Linked DNA regions of Mus musculus: all the other regions are linked to region 2. Evidence: chromatin contacts called from ENCODE POLR2A ChIA-PET data. All regions are on one chromosome and are shown on one strand. The core of a region is the stretch at or near the end of the contact, and the rest is flanking DNA. Distances in the headings are between cores, read along the strand shown. Region 1 holds the start of Epn3 (epsin 3). Region 2 holds the start of Tob1 (transducer of ErbB-2.1). Region 3 holds the start of Rsad1 (radical S-adenosyl methionine domain containing 1).

Region 1 (3,207 bases), core at 358-2,857, 290 kb before region 2:
ACATTGGAGCCTGCAAAACCGAGCAAACCTTGGCCTCTGATGTCTATCCCTCTCTTCCAGGTCTATGCGTTGCTGGACAACCTGGTGACAGATGTGATGGTCCTGGCTGATGAGCTCAGCTCTACAAAGAATGTTGAAGAGTCTTTACGTTTTTGCAGCTGATTCTTGGACCCAAGCTTCCTCCTGGGAAGATGGTTTGAAAAAAGTCAATAAAGAATCTTTAGGTTCCTACCATTTCCATTTCCATCGTGCCTCTGGGGATGCTGGATCTCAACGGCATCAGGCGAAGGTCTAGGACCTCCTGTATCCCACCTGCTCACATGTGCAGTTCTCAGAGCCACACACACCAGAGAGGTGATGATTAAGGGATAAGCAGAAGAGTTAGTGGGTGGTGGCAGGGCAAGGAATGAAGTCAGGTGACAGGACAAGATGGCCTTTCATAGCAGTTCCCTGCCTCAGGCCTAGACTTTCAGGGCCGTGCTTCCTGAAGCCAACTCAAGTGAGGGACTAGGGAGAGAAGCAGAGATGGCGAGACCTGACTGTCTGAAGGCTTCTACTTCAGCACCCTCCTCATCCTTCAAGATGGCAAAGATGGCACCTGTCAAGCTCTTTAAACCCGGCAGGAACTGGAGCTGAGCTCACACCCACCCCAGATCTGAAGAAACACAAAGGCATAACTCTTTGCTGTACTCCAAGAAACTCTCACAAGTACAGTTTTCCTCTTCCCATTCATTCCCTTTGGGGATCCTTGTCCTAAGCCAGAAGTTAATACTTGAGGCTCTGGTCTGCTAGATCCCTTCCTCCAGTCAACTCATCTGGCCCTGGAACCATTTTTCTGCTATGGGACACTGAAGCAGCAAGGTTGTGGGTTCAAAATCAACCTGAGCTGCATGATGACTCTGAGGCCAGCCTGCGCAATGTCGGGGTGGGGAAGGGAAGGAGGGACCACAACGTTTCAAAACAACAAAAACAGCTTGAAGAATTCCTACTCCTTCCTGGAACAAAGGAATGTGGGACTGTGTAGTAGGTGAAGGGTAACAGCTGGGAAAGCACGCACTGCCTGCTCAGATCATCCCGGGGTTTCTGTTGAAACGACTGTAAACAACTGGTTAGGCTGGGGGTCTCTGGGAGCAGTGGAGGAGTGAGGGAAGCCAGTAGCCAGGGACGCTAGAATTCATACTGAGCTCCCATATGTAAGCATGTAAGCTATGGAACGAGCTTCAGGGCAGGTAGGATCCTCCCGGGAGTTGGAAAGGCAGAGTCCTCAGGCCCCTTGGAGAGGCTGGGGAAGCCAGCTGGGAGTAGGTAAAGACCAGCCCCAGGGAATGTTCTGTCTTCTGCTTTAATGTCGTCCGGCTAGGAGGGTTAAGGCTTGGGATAGGTATTGGAGTGGCCTCCATTCCCACCCTCACCTACTTCTAGCAGAGGAGGTAGGGGAAAGGTTAACTCACTTGAAGGGTAGGAGTGGATGAACTCCAGCTCTGTAAACCTCTGGGGTCACCGGCTGACAAACAGGCCAGCCTCCTCCCCTGAAGGCACCGCCCGGCAGACAGCAGGAAGGGGTTAAACACGCCCGCCCGCCCGTCATCCTGTGTCCTGTTACTGCTGAGGCAGACCTGCCTGGCCAGCTGAACAACTTTCCTCCCGAGAGTGCTGGCCGGCAGGAGTCGAGGAGGCAGCCGCGAGAGTCTGAGCGGCCACCCGCTGGGGGGACCCTGCGGTCCTTCCGAGAGAGAGCTCTGTGCCTTTCGGTCCAAGGTAGAGCTCCCGCGACCAGGGTTTATGGTGGATGGCTCTGGGGCTGCTCCTGAAGCTGTGCCATCCCCATACAAGTCAGAGGGTCACTGCAGAGGCTGCGGGGGCTGGGGCGAGGGAGCCCACTCTGGAGGTAAGCTCCCTCCCGCGCCGCGGTGGCGCCCTGCATGAAGGCGGGGTTGGGGGGTGGGGGTGGGGGCTAGAGTGGGCTCAGGACTTAGTCTCTTTCCCAACCTCTAGAGAGTAAGGCAAGGGCTGTGGAGTACCGGGAGGCTTCTAACCTGCAACTTCTCTACCTTCCTGTTACCCCCAGAAAAGGGGCGCAGGGCCATCTGGAGATTCCTGATAGCGTTTCTCCCAGATCCTGGCACATCTCTGTATTTACACCTTTAACCTCAGAATGACCCTTTAGTCCACTGCTCCCTGGGACACAGCCAACTCAGGTCTGATGAAGCCACACAACCTAGGGCTAGGGAATATCCAGTCCCCCATTCCCTGAGCAGCAGGAAGGACACTGCCACTCCCCCATTGCTTACTCTGGAGCTGATGGGGACAGAAGATGGGGAGGGGTGCTGGCTGATGGGGTGCACACAGACTTTGTCAAATTCCCGTGCATGTGATTGGTTCTTTCCATCTCTCTGAACCTCCACCCTGGGGATGCCATCTGCTTCTTCAGTGCTGACTTTTAGGAATCTCTCCATCCCCCACTCTGGCACCCTTCTGGATTTGTGTCCTGAGAGATCCCACTGCTCCGAATCTCTTTGGGAACCTGTGTGTAGGTGGGAGTCTACACTCTAGCCCCCCCCGCCCCCCCCCCACTTCCTGACTAGCCTGTGCACTCCGCTGGAGTACCCTCCTGCCTTCTTTCCATTTCTGAAGCAGCCTCCCCAGGTCCTGGCTTCTCAATGTCCTTCCCTCCACCTGGCAGGGTCTGGCTCAAGGTCACTGCAGTAATTCCATACCGGCTGCCCAGGGCTGCCGTTGCCGCTGCCGCAGCTGGGTTTGTGTTTCACTCCCTTTTATTCCCGGGCATATTGTGTTCGATAAAACCTTCTGCTTGTAACACCGCTGGCAGGGCTCCCAGCCGCGCCCGCCTCCCGCCTTCCTTCCCTCTCAACTTCAGCTTCAGGCATGCTCTGGGACCTCACCCTGGCTTTCTTCCTCCTTACTGTGTCCCTACTGGGTGAAACACCATCAGAGTCTATGACAGGCTAGGGTGGAGGAGGCTCAGGCATCTTCTTGTGCCTCTGATCCCTTCCTTTCCCCCCAAGTCCAGCAAAGGTGTGTCCACAATGTCCACCTTGCTCCTAGGAGAAAAATCCAGGAAGGGCCATGGAGCCTACACAAAAGGTCCCTTTTCCATGGAGGCTGGCTGTATTCACCCTGGCAAAGTAGGAAGGCCTAGGAAGCCAGGCCCAGGTAGGGCTCTGGTGGAGTCAGGATGTCTGATCT
Region 2 (3,168 bases), core at 48-2,547:
TTATTCTTATTTTTAAAAGCCATCTCCTTCCCTCTTCGGATAAACGGGCAGTCCCTGGAGAGGCTGGAGCGAAAAGGTCGACCTTTAAACGTTTGCTGGATCAGCACTGGGTGGGGATAAGAAAAGATCAAGGGCAAAGAGAGGTATTTCCAAGGGAGAGCTATTTGTACAACGAGGTTGATCAAAAAGGGCATTTAAAATAATCAAACTGGTGTGGATCCGTCTGTTCCATTTTCCATATTCTTGGTGACAAAGGGCAAAGAATCTCTCGTGTAGCCCCCAAACTACACTTTCCAAGCCGAAACCCAAGAGCAGGCAGAGAAAGCAGATTCAGCTGGACTGCTTGAAGGTGCAGCCGAGCCCAGACAGGCTGGGTGGAAGGTGGTTTTTAAAGCAACGCCTTAACACAGGACTGTGAAGAATTACATAAACAGCCAGTTGGGTCTCATTAGATTTCTGCTCACAGCGCTGGGAGCCCGAGCGCTACAGCAGCAGCAACAGCCAGAGGAGGTGGAGGTGGAGGAGGAGGAGGAGGAGGAGGAGGAGGAGGAGGAGGAGGAGGAGGAGGAGGAAGAGGAGGAAGACTACTAGACTTGCTCCGGGAGGAGGAGCTCGGCCCGGGGAAAAGGAGAGCAGGCTCTTTAGCTGCCTCAGGGACGCGGCCCGGGCACCGGCAGGTCGCGGCGCGGGCCGCCCAGTCTTCCCCTCCCCCGCCGTAACCTGACCCTGCCGTCCCCCACTCTGCTCCCCGCTCGAGGCTCCTGGGACCTAGCCAGCATCCCGGAGCACCGGTCCGGGCCCGATCCCTGTATCCCGGCGCCCCCTCCCCCTGCCTGGGCGCCGCTGCCCCCACCCCGGGTGCTCCCTCCTCCCGGTTGCCCGTCGGCCGTCAAGCCTCCGGACCAGGTCCCCGGAGCCACTCCATTCCCTTGGGTCCCCGAGGCCGCCCCTCCACACCCGGGCTCGCAGGACGCTGCAGCCACTCCCTCGGCCCCTAGCCGCCGCCCCGCCGTACTTACAAGCTGCTCCGGAGCTGCGGCCGCCGCCGAGCCGCGGCTGGGCGGGGGAGAAGGGGCAGCGGGCGGGGGCGCGGGTGGGTCGGGAGCGGCGAGGCGACGGGGTGCAAGACGTCGCCACCGCCGGACACGCGACGGACGCCTCGGGCGGGTCCGGGAGCTCGCTGCTCTGGCTCAGGGGTGGCGGGGACGGCAAGCTTACACGAGCGCGCTCGCTTCTCTACACAGCCCGGCGGCCCGGCCCTGCGTCCCCGTACAGCGCCCTCTGCGCGCCGGGCCAGAGCTTCGCTCCTTCTGCCGCGGCGCGCGCCCCGCCTCTCGTTTTATAGCCTCCTCCCCGCCCCCAGCCTCCGCGGGGGTGCGCGCCGCTCGCGTCACAGTCCCGCCCTCCCCACCCGGCACCCCCCGGCCGCGCCGACTCCGCCCCTGCCCTGCCCCCCGACGCCATTGGCCAAGTCCCGCCTGCCCACGTCCAGACGGCCGCTGATAGATGGTCACGCCTCCTGAACGCCGCTGTGACCAATGAGCTGAGAGTCCCGAGAGGTTGGGGGAGGGGTTAAGGGAGGCCTTGGAAGGGGATTGGACAAGGGTAGGGATGGGATGGTAGGGATGGGGTGGCAGGGCCCGGGGGCCTGGGGGTGGGGGGTGGGGGGTGGGGGGGGAGGAGGGGGAGCAGGTGGCGACGCGGCGGGGACCGGCCGGGAGGGGCAGCCGAGGCTGGGGGAGGGAGGGCAGAGTACACGGAAAAGGCTGCTTCCGAGCGAGTGCGACTGTGGCCGAGGAAAACCCCACTCCTGGGCGAGCTAGCCTGTGGGTCTCAGCCCATCCCGGGGTAACCGGGACTCGTGCTCCCGATTCATTGAGTATTAATCCCCGCAGGGCCTAGGCCAACTGCCACCCCGAGAGTGACAACTGCAGAACCTGGGGGTGGGGAAGGGAGGCCACGTCGCTGCACCTCCCGCACAGGTGACAGTTTAACTGCCTCTGCAGCTCCCCCTGGCCAAATCTCCCCGGGTCACCTGGCAGCAGCTCGGACATGAGGGTTGCTTGAGACCGTAAGAAAAAAAAATTGTCTTATATCAAACGTCGCAGAGAGCGACACGCTGCCAAACTGCCTGTGTGACTCTGTGTGCGTGCCCACGCGTGCATTTTGAGAACTTTCACCCAGGCCCACAAAATAAACACGAGGCCTCGCTGAGGAACCTGCGAGAGTTTATGAACTGTGCACAGGTGTCCAGGGAATAGGGACGCCAGGGACTCTAGGGGCGCGGATAGGCGCCGTTTCCACAACCTGCAGCCCAGAAATCCGAGTTATCGTCCGGAGTGGAACGGGGCGTTCCTCTTGGCTAAAAATAATTACTCACAGGTAGCAACGATGCCTGATTGGTCGCACTGGACCTTAGCGGCCAGACGATTGGCTGTCTGGTCTCCAGGAGACCGACGTCAAACTCGGACTGGGTAAAGGCGAGAGAAAGTCGAGGGGGAGCCTCGGAGAGAAGGGGGGGGGGGGTTGGGGGGGGGGAGAAAGCGCAGCAGTGAATGAAACGCCCAGGGCCCTGCCTTCCCCTTCCCTGTCCTGGGCATTCGGGCCATGCTTCCTGGAAAAAAACCGGTCCCCGTGCTGCCTTGCCCTTAAACACTGCAGGGCGGGCATTTCTATGCCTGTCTAGAGGTTAAAGCACAACTCACCGTCTGTGTAGCCCATCTGTACCACCCAGGGCACAAACCCTGGTCTACGCGACCCGCCAAGAGCCTTTTCATTTTATAGATGCAGAAGTCTGGATGTAGCCTATTATTTTGCACTCGGACCTGCTTGCGTGGGTTCCCACCTCCTCTTTTAGAAGGAACAGCTTTGAGAAAGGATATTTCTAAAGTCTCACAGCGTGTGAGAATGGGAGGGTTTGTGGAATGGGCTGAGGGGTGGGGTGGCGACCGGTCAGGTGACCCATTTCTTGTTTATTGCACAGGTTCCTAAAACTTGGGTAGCGTTTTTTTTTTTTTTTTCTTAAGAACATAGAAGTTTTACTCAAAAACGCTTTAAATTCTGTTTTATTTTTAGTATTTCGGCTTTTTAGTTGCAGAGTGGAATTAGATTGTGAGAGCATGGTGTTTAAAATGGAAGCATCTGGCAGCAAAATATTTTAATATAAAT
Region 3 (3,195 bases), core at 283-2,782, 340 kb before region 2:
CTCCGAACACCTTACTTTCTTGAGGAAGAACTGCTTTACGACAACTCGACTCCAAAGCCCATGATCGTTCCATTCTGGGGCATAGCTCCTCCAAGCCCCTCACATGTGTCCTGCCTCTCCTGCACACACCATTGCTGCGACCTCTTCCATCTGATGCCAAGGACTGGCCTGACTCAGAGACCACAGCCCACCCTCCCTGCCAAGCCAGTTCCCAGTGGAATTCTTTTCTTCTCTTTCCCCTCCCTCCCTTCCTTTAAAAAAATATTTATTTTATTTCATGTGTTTTGCCTGCATATGTCTGTGCACCATGTGCATGCTGGAGGAAGTCTGGAGTTTCCGACTTACAGATGGTTGTTAGCCACAGTGTGTGGGTGCAGGGTCCTCCGCAAGAGCCGATAGTGCTCTTAACTGCTGAGCCAGCCCCTCCAGCCCTGCTTCCTTTTTTCTGAAACATTGTCTCATGCAGTCAGCCAGACCTGGATTATAGGGCTGTTCTGCCACACATGACTTTTTTTTCTTTTTTTTAAACAAAGTTTTATTTATATTTAAATTTTATTTATTTTTAAATATATGTGTTTGTACGCCTGCGTGCCAGAAGAGGTCATTAGGTCACTTTATAGATGGTTGTGAGCCACCATGTGGTTGCTGGGACAGCCTCAGGTTTTACTTTCTCTCTCTCTCTCTCTCTCTCTCTCTCTCTCGTTTGTTTAAACGTAATTGGGTATTTTGCCTGTATGTATGTATGTATGTATACAGTATTTATGCCACAATTATTGATTTTATTATTGTATCTGTGTGTATTATGTGCACACATGAGTTTGCTAGAAGGTGCACCCATGGAGGCAAAAGGACCACTATGTGGAGCGAGGCTCTCTCCCACTACATATTTGGCATCCAGGGACCATTCTGCTTTGTAGGGCAACTGTCCGTTCCTTGCTGAGCCATCATGTCTTTCCCCCTCTTTTGTTTCTATGAGATAGGCTCTCACACTGTAGCCCAGGCTGGCTTGGAACTCCCACAATCCTCCGGGAGTTCTAGTATTCCAGGTGTGAGCCACCGCCCCTGGCTTCCAACGATTTTCTGTTCCTCTAATACCCAGCCCGTGAGCTTCCTTTCCGCTGACTCCCACGCACACTTCTGTAGGCCCACCAGCTCACAGCCAGTTACCTAGTACCGAATTAACTCTTAACTTGGTTAGTGTCTCCCCTGCCAGTTAGACTGACCTGATTTTAGTAGGCCTGGCTTTCAGATCTGAGCCAGGTACACACCAATCTAAGTAACTGACTGAAAAAAACCCAAACAAACAAAGAAATCTTGTATGAGTCAATAAAGTCGCTCTGACACAGGGAGCCAAGAGGCTGGCGGGGCATTCTGCGTCCTTGGCAAAAGATAGACTGGCTGTGTCCTTGAGAACGAATAGGCTGTGTGTGCAACAGTGTCCACCAGGTGGCGCCGCAGACACGAGGCCGTGGGCTCTCTAGCCACTCCGGGAGAGGCAATACGAGGTCACGCAGCCCCTCTGACTTCCGCCAGGGCTATCCACGCGGCCCAGCCCCGGGTACACCCCTGCTGGGCACGCTGTCGAGGTCTCGCATCCCTCCTTTCTGCCGCCTTGCGCGCCATGGTTCCCTCCGGGGTCCGGACCGGCAGATGGGTGGCAGCGGCCAGGGCGGCCCAGCGGCGCCCCCGTGTGGACAGCTTGGGACAGCCTCCGAGTCCTGAGTCCGCGAGCACGCGTGCGGCGCTTTACGTGCACGTGAGTGAGTAGGGGAGAGCAGAAGGAGGCGGTGGCCGTGGCTGTTCCGTTCATAGCCCACATGCACGCTGTCCGTGCCTAACATTACATCTGGTACAACATCTGCCCGCGTCATTCGCCACCGGAATAAGTGTTTGGCCAAAAACCTCAAGTCTGGTGCTTACTAGCTGGGTGTCCCTCTTGGAACCTGTTTTGTCTCACGAAAGTGGGCATAGTAATCTCATCGCCATCTGCCCACGGGACGCAGAGTGGCTTAGTTGTCGCAACCACCGCTGACCAACCTCAGAATGGGAACGGGGATGTGTGAGATAAACCCTGGAAGTGGCCTGGGCAGCCCAGAGCCCCGCCTTAGCTCACACACGCATCCCCTGTCCCCAGTGGCCTTATTGCGAGAAACGCTGCAGCTACTGCAACTTCAATAAGTACATCCCCCGCGGCGTGGAGGAGGGGACCGTGCGGAATTGCCTGGTGACTGAGGCAAGGACGCTGCTGCGGCTCAGCGGGGTGCAGAGGTCAGTACTGGGGACATTAGACAAGGTCTTGGGCGGAGAGGACACTACAGGAGGATGTTCCCCAAGGGTTTTCCCCGGGGTTTTATGTCTCCATCCTCTTCCTCCAGAGTAGAGTCTGTGTTCTTTGGTGGAGGAACCCCGAGTCTGGCCAGTCCCCACACTGTGGCTGCTGTCCTGGAGGCTGTGGCTCAGGAAGTCTACCTGCCTGCCGATTCGGAAGTCACCTTGGAGGCTAACCCCACTTCAGCCCCAGGTCCTAGGCTGGCAGCTTTTGGAGCAGCAGGAGTGAACAGGTTGTCCATTGGTTTACAGGTGACCTACCTCACTCACCCTACCCCAGTGCTCCCAGATCCTAGGATGGTGTTTAGTCATTGAGAAAACATTTCTGGGCACCAGGGTCTAGTACACAGTAGATTGTGTAGTGACACTTTTCTTACTGTTTGTCTCTTGACATATTGGCCCATACACTTCCTGAGGCAGGCTTTGGCATCATCATCATCAACATCATTATTGTTATTATTATTATTATTAATGTCTTCGTTATTTTGAGACAGGGTACCCTATAGCTCAGGCTAGCCTCAAATTTTATATGTAGCCAAGGGTTGACCTTGAGCTCCTGACTCTTCTGTCTCCATCTTAATACTAGGACTACAGACATGTGCCACCATGCCCAGTTTGTATAATAATAAAAATCAAACCCCAAGGCATGTAGGCAAGCATTCCACAAAGAGCTATATCACTAGCTGCCATTATTTTATTATTATTATTATCATTATGACTTTGAGACAGGAGCTCACACTGTAGCCCAGGTTAGCCTCAAACTCCCAGCAGTCTTCCTGCCTCAGCCTTCCAACTCCTGGAATTACAGGCCACAAGGCCCAGCTGGCTTAACCCTTTATAGTCTAGGCGTTTCATGTAGTACCTGCC

The links. ChIA-PET counts read pairs that join two places held with the same protein, here RNA polymerase II (POLR2A).
Region 1: POLR2A ChIA-PET joins it to region 2 with 11 read pairs in Patski. The contact joins the promoter of Epn3 here to the promoter of Tob1 in region 2. POLR2A ChIA-PET finds 5 or more read pairs at or near these places in 2 of 5 experiments (Patski and embryonic stem cell).
Region 3: POLR2A ChIA-PET joins it to region 2 with 10 read pairs in Patski. The contact joins the promoter of Rsad1 here to the promoter of Tob1 in region 2. POLR2A ChIA-PET finds 5 or more read pairs at or near these places in 2 of 5 experiments (Patski and embryonic stem cell).

What each region holds. Positions count from the first base shown.
Region 1 is chr11:94,498,374-94,501,580 of GRCm38, reverse strand. It overlaps Epn3 (epsin 3), which reads left to right and starts at 1,607. Exons shown (of 10, transcript NM_027984.3): 1 at 1,607-1,888. Gm51873 (a long non-coding RNA gene) reads right to left here and starts at 2,541. Exons shown (of 2, transcript XR_003949592.1): 1 at 1,452-2,541; 2 at 1-183. Mycbpap (MYCBP associated protein) reads left to right here. Exons shown (of 19, transcript NM_170671.2): 19 at 61-234. The coding sequence ends at 162.
Region 2 is chr11:94,209,583-94,212,750 of GRCm38, reverse strand. It overlaps Tob1 (transducer of ErbB-2.1), which reads right to left and starts at 1,297. Exons shown (of 2, transcript NM_009427.2): 1 at 1,020-1,297.
Region 3 is chr11:94,547,544-94,550,738 of GRCm38, reverse strand. It overlaps Rsad1 (radical S-adenosyl methionine domain containing 1), which reads left to right and starts at 1,532. Exons shown (of 9, transcript NM_001013381.2): 1 at 1,532-1,756; 2 at 2,135-2,268; 3 at 2,376-2,580. The coding sequence starts at 1,622.